Linked DNA regions of Mus musculus: regions 1 and 2 are each linked to region 3. Evidence: chromatin loops called from intact Hi-C (ENCODE). Cell type or tissue: gastrocnemius. All regions are shown on one strand.

What was found. A loop is a pair of places that touch in the nucleus more often than their neighbours do. Peaks named below come from ENCODE experiments on the same cell type or tissue, not always from the same donor. Only the 100,000 strongest peaks of a DNase experiment are listed, where the experiment ranks them.
Region 1: a loop joins it to region 3, with 7 times the contacts of the local background. A loop is called at or near these places in 27 of 42 quality-filtered maps.
Region 2: a loop joins it to region 3, with 2.5 times the contacts of the local background. A loop is called at or near these places in 3 of 42 quality-filtered maps.

What each region holds. Positions count from the first base shown.
Region 1 is chr1:177,407,655-177,410,154 of GRCm38, reverse strand. No RefSeq gene overlaps it. Among named protein-coding and RNA genes, the nearest start is that of Zbtb18, 33 kb to the left of the region's middle. In gastrocnemius, a CTCF peak has its summit at 1,284 (motif pointing left); no DNase peak of the experiment used is centred here.
Region 2 is chr1:176,998,279-177,000,778 of GRCm38, reverse strand. The region is part of intron 16 of Sdccag8 (serologically defined colon cancer antigen 8); the gene reads right to left. Among named protein-coding and RNA genes, the nearest start is that of Gm15423, 59 kb to the right of the region's middle. In gastrocnemius, a CTCF peak has its summit at 1,505; DNase peaks (open chromatin) are centred at 1,189, 1,493, 1,755 and 2,468; H3K4me3 peaks cover 403 bases.
Region 3 is chr1:177,683,846-177,686,345 of GRCm38, reverse strand. No RefSeq gene overlaps it. Among named protein-coding and RNA genes, the nearest start is that of 2310043L19Rik, 42 kb to the right of the region's middle. In gastrocnemius, a CTCF peak has its summit at 1,224 (motif pointing right); DNase peaks (open chromatin) are centred at 1,243, 1,590, 1,866 and 2,265; H3K4me3 peaks cover 926 bases; H3K27ac peaks cover 973 bases.

The sequences.
Region 1 (2,500 bases), 280 kb after region 3:
AGGTTCCTGGGAGACACTCCGAGGAAGAGATGTCTGCAGCACACTCACAGTGAAGTACCTTGGAGGGGTGGGGCCTAGGGCTGTGTAGAAGAAGATGCCTCTCAGAGCAGCAACAGATGCCTCTGACCATGGGTACCTAAGGGCTGGGGGTGTTACTTGATGCTAGGACTGTGTACTGGCTGGTTTTGTGTCCACTTGACACAGGCTGGAGTTATCACAGAGAAAGGAGTTTCAGGTGAGGAAACGCCTCCATGAGACCCAGCTGTAAGGCATTATCTCAATTAGTGATCAAGAGGGAAGGGCCCCTTGTGGGTAGTGCCATACCTGGGCTGGTAGTCTTGGGTTCTATAAGAGAGCAAGCTGAGCAATCCAGCAGAAGCAAGTCAGTAGGTAACATCCCTCCATGGCCTCTGTATCAGCTCCTGCTTCCTGACCTGTTTGAGTTCCAGTCCTGACTTCCTTTGGTGATGAACAGCAGTGTGGAAATGTAAGCTGAATAAACCCTTTCCTCCCCAGCTTGTTTCTTGGTCATGATGTTTGTGAAGGAATAGAAACCCTGACTAAGACAGACTGAACTGAGACAAAAGGGCTGGACCCTATCGCCCCAACTCCTCCTCTCCCCCATCAATCAGGCGTTGGGTGTGCTAGAGAGAGTGTAGGTGCATCTGGGCTCTGTTGAGGGTGGGGTACAGTTCCCTGTGGGGCCGAGGGACACCTGTGAGCTGACTACAACCTATATCCTAGAGGTTGGGTCCAGAGCAAGGACCTTGGCAGTGAATTACCACTCCTATTGCAGTCGCAAAATCCAACCCACTTACTCTGCCTAATAATATTGCCCCAGTTGGGAACAGTGCCTGCAAGAGTCTTGCCATCTCTTTTTCTGGAGAACCTGGAGAGGAAGGTCAGAGGGATGTGTTGAGACCACAGCTACACATCCCTCCATCTCACCCCATCCATCCCACATGACCCTCTCCCTCAGCTGGCACCTGCTCTGCTGGCATAGCTTATGTGCTCTGGTAAACAAACATTGTTCCTCAACCTCTGTAATCCTGTGCTGTGTAAGCTGCGCTTGTTTGCCAGGGGAACATCATCAGAACCTACATGGGTCACCAGGACAGTAAGCACATAATCATTTGCCCCATTACATACCAATAGCTCTACCTCCTGATGATCAGAATACATTTCTCCTGTCAAGATGACGTCTCTTGCCCTTCCTCTATTAGAAGTGAAAACACTTAAGTCTGGAGGTACAAGGTAACCCTTGCTCTGCCCCCTGGTGGAAACATTCTCCTTAGAGCCAAACTTCTAATCTTGCCAAAACTGTTAGTAAGTGGATGGGAAGTGCAAATTGCCCAGGTAGGGCCTCAGGAATAGGGGTGGGACCGTGCCTCCCTCCTATGTTTTGGTTATCATGCCCTTGTATTCCACATGTTAAGGACACAGTGTCATGAAATGGTCATTGACTTAAGGTCCTAGAGATAGGTGTCCCACACTGGCAGCCTATCATCTTCAAGAGGTGTCAAAAACTCCTCCTTGACAAGTTGGTCTCATCTCCCCATCTGATGCTGTAGTCTAGGAAAGATCTGATACTTTCTAATCGTGGTCAAATGCTTTCCCTCATGTCTCTATTGTTGTGAAGTAGGTTGTCTAGTGCAATACAGTGTTCTACAAAGTCTCATGTCAATGACACAAATACCCAGTGGGCCTCCAAACATTGTAGCTGAGGGTCTACATGCTGGAAAACAAAACCTCTATCTGGAATATGCATCAATTCTAATGAATGTAAATCCTTTCTCGTTCCAAGCTAGAACTGTGCAATGTGACCAACTCCTGTCAAATGGCTACTTGTTTTCTCTGAAGGATGGTGCTCCATCCAGGAATTAGTGTTTGCCTCTGGCTTGCAGGTCAAGACACTTATCAGTGGAAATGACCGAGTCAGTCTTGATGAGCACCTGAGTCCACAAGTTCGAGCACCTACAGAGTCTCCGGACTTATGGAAGTAACCACCATGTTTGAGTGCCACCAATTGTTCCAGTACTTAGGTGATCAATGACAAAAGTTGGCTGATACAGCCTGCTGAGTCATCTTAGACAAGATGACTAAGTTTTTGCTAAGTTTTCTGTTCTGCACTAGATGTTCTAATATCCTAGAAAAGGACTCATGCTTGCCTAGGATGAGTGAAGCCCCGAGTTGAGGTCCCGAGTTTTCTCCCCAGAACTGGTTTCAAACTCATGATATTCTTCCTGCCTTGGCCCCTTAAATTCTGAAATTATAGGCAAAAGATGCCGGTTAATGTCCCTGATGTTTAAAGTCTTACTCCTTCTGGGCCCTTGGCCTAGGCTTTTGCCACTGTGCACGGATCCCCACATAAGGCACTTTCCTTTTCTCAAAAGTGGATAATGAAGTCTAAAGCTCTTCATGTTGGGAGGACTTCCCCTTGCCTATTTTTTAAAGTCATTCCTAGGAGGGACTACTATGCAGTCAGTGTATGTGTCAGGCT
Region 2 (2,500 bases), 690 kb after region 3:
CCACATCCCTCTATCCCAGTTCTGTGGGGAAGACCTGCTCTACCTGGTTCCTCTCTCCCTCTCACCTCTCCACAGTTGTTCTTTCTCCTTAAAAAGTTACTTTGCAGCCAGGTGGTGGTGACATACACATTTCATCCCAGCACTTGGGAGGCAGAGGCAGAGGCAGAGGCAGAGGCAGAGGCAGAGGCAGAGGCAGAGGCAGAGGCAGAGGCAGAGGCAGAGGCAGAGGCAGAGGCAGAGGCAGAGGCAGAGGCAGAGGCAGAGGCAGAGGCAGAGGCAGAGGCAGAGGCAGAGGCAGAGGCAGAGGCAGAGGAGGCAGAGGCAGATCTCTGAATTCAAGACCAGTCAGGTCTACAGAGTTCCAGGACAACCAGGGCTACACAGAGAACCCGTGTCTTGAAAACACAGAGCAAAACAATCACCCACCCACCTTACTTTAATGTACATATGGGGGTTTTTGCTGGTGGATATGATGTGGTTCCTCCAGAGGCCAGGAGAGGGAGTTAATCCCTTGAACTGGAGTTAGACAGGTAGCTGTGAGCTACCATGTGGATGCTGTGGATCAAACCAGGACCCTCTGGGGGATCAGCCGGTGCTCTCACTGTAGAGCCACCTTCTCCAGGCCCTTTGCTTTTGTTCTCTCTTTAACCTTCTGTTCTTTAGTATATTGGCTGTGTAGCCCAGGCTGGTACTGAACTGGACTCAAGTGAGCTTCCTTCCTCAGTGTCCCATGTCACCCCTCCTGTCCTCTGCTCTACCATCCAGGATTCTTTTTTGAGCACACAGTGAATGGCACGCCCCACTGTCCTTTCCTCTTTGATGTTGCAGTGTTTCCTAAAGAGAAGTGAACCCTTACAGAACTGCTTACTGGCAACTACCTTACTCTATTATTGCTATAGATCACAAGTCTACCTAGAGTAACCACCAGTTTCCTTGCTGACCTAAAGCTATCATCTCTGCCTGCTACAGAAGAGAACCTCTGCACTGTCAGGCTGCCTTTCCAGTCTGGAGCACTTGGTGCTCAGTTTCACTTTGGTGAAGCTCTCCCAAGTTAAGCCAACACTAGTCTTAAAGGAAGGTATGCAGCTATCATGTGTGGGCTCTGCTTAGCCGCTGCCCCAGGGCTTGGAGGCACAGTGCCCTGTTTGAGGAAGATTCTCTTCTAATAAAGTCCTGCTGCTCTAGGGACCTCAGCCCTCATGGAGGGTGTCAAGTGAGGGCCTCCGCCATTTCCTTCCAACTGGACCATCCTTAGGGTGGCCAAATTGGTCACAGAGGTGTGATGGAGGAAGAGTGAGCCCACGGCAGCTAAGTAACCAGATTCAGTCACTACGGTGTACCTACTGGCACACATCTTAATTAGGTTTTAATGCTAGTAATTTGATAACAACTCCTGGCTATGGGCTAGAGAACCTGTCAGTGCTGAAAGCTTTTTATTTAGTTTCTCTTCCCTCTAACACTGAGGCAGCCTCCCCGCTGACCCTTGTCAAAGAACCCCATCTGCTGGTTGCCACGGTAACTGAAGGAGACCAATTGAGCTGAACAGAGCGACTCAGAAATAAAATCTGCAGCCAGAGGAATTCTGCTAAGAGTAATAAATCATTTAGTAAAGGGGGTCCTCCACATGGTGATGAGTGTTGGGATAATATGATGGCATAACTCTTCCAGCTAGAAGGTCCATGACAGATCAGAGTGATTAGACCGGCTGGAGGGCTCATTTGGTTTCTAGTGGGCTCAGGCATCGCAACAGACAGATCCGGCCCAGTTACATGCCACTGTGGGTGGGGGTGAGGGGTAAACTTAACACTTGGACCACAGAATGTTCTTATTTTAAGGAGTGGAAGGCAGCCAGCTGAGGCTCCACACACCTTACTCATTTTTCTTTAAGAACGTGTAAGTTAACCAACTTCCCAAGTGTCTCACCTCAGGTTATCCTCCGCAGCAGCATGTTCCCGCCTGAAGCACCTAAGAGGGCAGGCAATGTACCCTTAGAGGGCAGGGCTTTTTCTTGTTTTCTTTGCTTTGCTTTGCTTTTCTTTCCTTTTTTTTTTTTTTTTTTTTTTTTTTTTTTTTGGTTTTTTTGAGACAGGGTTTCTCTGTGTAGCCCTGGCTGTCCTGGAACTCACTCTGTAGACCAGGCTGGCCTCGAACTCAGAAATCCGCCTACCACCAAGTGTGACCGTGATGGTCTCAGAGGGGCCTAGGGGCTTTGCGCTCTAATTTTGTAAGGCTCCCCTGCACTGAATGATGGGCAGAAGATAAAGGGCCTTGTACCCAGTCCTAGGAGACAGAGGCCAAAGGAGCTGCATTTTCAAAACAAAAGTTCTGGGTTGTGCTAATCGCTAAGCATGTCCCCCTACCTGCCATTTCCTTGTTTGGTGTGGGCAGAGACACAAGGGTCCTGACAGCAGATCAGGACAGGAAGGCAACACCGCTGTACAGGCCGTGCACGGCGCCTTCTCACCCGGCCGGCCACTCCTCACTGGCTGCCCGGCACCAT
Region 3 (2,500 bases):
TGTATTCGATGAGTCACCCTGCATCACCCTTGTGGGACACAGACACCCAGGAGCTTCTGGGGCTGCTGTGTTGGACTCCTGCTTTTTCCAGAAGATGAGGTACAAACAGAGGTGTGACCTAGTGATAGAGAACATGTTTAGCACTTGGTACACTTACAAAACAAAAGGTTTAGGTCTGGAGAGATGGCTCAGCTGTTAGGAACACTGACTGCTCTTCCAGAGCTCCTGAGTTCAATTCCCAGCACCCACATGGTGGCTCACAACCATCTGTAATGGGATCCGATGCACTCTTTTGGTGTGTCTGAAGACAGCTACTGTGTACTCATATAAATAAAAAAAAATGGATACATCTTTAAAAATAAATCAAGACAAAGGTTTGATCTCTAACATCACAATCACACCAAGACCTTCCTCCCAGCACTGTAAACAGAAGGCACAGGTTCTCAAGCCCCACCGCCAGTCAGGCACCACGTGATCTGTGATGATTTAACTCCTCAAGACTCCTACCCCTTCCTCACGGTTCACTTGATGGCCCTAAGTGGAAAGACCAAAGAAAATGGCTGTACTTACATCACAAAAAACACGAGAGAGAATTTGGCAGTGGGTATATTTAGGAAAGCATATGACTGTGTGGATTTGTTCTCTTTATCTATTCTGAGGCCAGGGCTTTATGCTATATTGGGGTTAGGCATCAAAACAGGTTTTGGGTTTTTGAAGAAATTTAACCAAGTATGAGTTTAGACTCTACTTCTAGGAATCCTTAGTGTTCTCATAGTGTATGTAACGTTTAAATGTTATTATTTTGGTTTGGTTTTGGTATTGAAACTGAACACAAGACCTCCTGCATGCCAAGCCTGGCCTCTAGCACTAAGCTACCCTCAATCGTTAACAGTCATTTGATTTGCTTTATCTTATATAAGCCTCAGAAAAGTATAATAATATTTATCATGAACTCTATTTTACAGATGAGAAGCCAATCATTAGAGTGAAGTGATCTGTTCAAGCGAGAGAGAGAGAGAGAGAGAGAGAGAGAGACAAGTAGTTACTTGGTACTTAAATATCGTCCTGTGTGTGGTTTTCCCAAGACATACTACATGACTTCCTGAGATGTCTTAAATAAAACACCACGGGAAATATTTTTGAAGACCCTTTCAAACATTTTCTGTATCCCTTCCCTAATTTTATAAGGGGCTGGTTTGTCTAGACTTGTATATACCCAGTATGGCCACAAGATGTCAGGTTAATCTCGGTCTTTGAGAAACTGGCTTCATTGGGGCACCAGTAGTAAGGTCCTCTTTTGCTGAAGAAGACAAATGAAAGCTATGAATAAATAATAACAATAATAATAATAATAATAATAATAATAATAATAATAATAATAATAAACAACTAAGGAATAAAGGAAAAACAAAACAAAAGCCCTTAGGTGGCTACATAGGTTAAATAGCAACTTTTCTCTCTTTCTGTTTTGAATCAAGCAACTGAAAGTTCAGATAAGCCTGTGTGTCACTTCTGTTTGCTCTTGGAGGCAGGAGGTCAGGACTTGGGCCAGCCCCTTAGCGAACATTATTCATCTGTCCAGCTCTGGAACAAATGTGAAGAAATGAAGTCGCTTCAGTGAGGGGAGACAGTGTTGTTATTGTTGCTGGTGATGGTTCTATTTGCCAGCAAGCATAAAAACATACTTTGGAATCCAAACAGGCTTGTCAGAGGGAACTTTTGTTCCATGTTTGGGCTGGGATGCTTCCAGGGCAAAATCAGGCGGGCATTTGAACCTCAGGAGGCCAGGAGAGAGCTGCACACAGCAGCCACTGATGGAAAAGGCCAGCCATCAGCTGCAGTTTCATCTGGGTGTTATTTGACTGCAGTCTATGCAGCTTGGGCTGCCAACTGGGGTCACTTCTCTGAATGAGTACTAAGGGGAGGAGGGGGGAGCAGGGCTCTGTAGTCCAGGACGGAGGACTCGTCGGCCACAAACGGGGATAAACAAGCTTAGAAGCTTGAGCTTTTGGAAAGCCGCTCCTCACTTTAGGGCTTTGGAGAGAGAAAGTGGTCCTGATTCTGCAGGATTTATCTGCTGTCGGGTCTCAATTACCCCAAGATCTCTGGCAATGCCTATGGGATCCCTTTGCTACGTGGATTAACTGCCCTGGGGACAAAGCCATCTTTGCTGTGTGTGGTGAGAGTTTAGGGTAGAGAAACTCGTGGTAACGCTAGTCTCAAGAAGCCTAAATTGAGAAAGCCTCTGCCTTTCTCCGCTACTGTTACATAATTTGAGCTGACGGTCCCATCCGCAGCTGTCCCGCTGCCTCCTCCCTCTGCAGATGGGAGAAGCTCGCTGGGTGGACAGGCTTACACTAATCTATCTATTTGGAAGGCAAGATGGTGATAAATTACGACCATGGTGAATATCACTAAGACGCGGTAGAGCCAACAGTACTCTGAATTTTCAGTTCTTCCTCACAACCCTGCTGGACTACCTAGGGCATCACTGAATGTT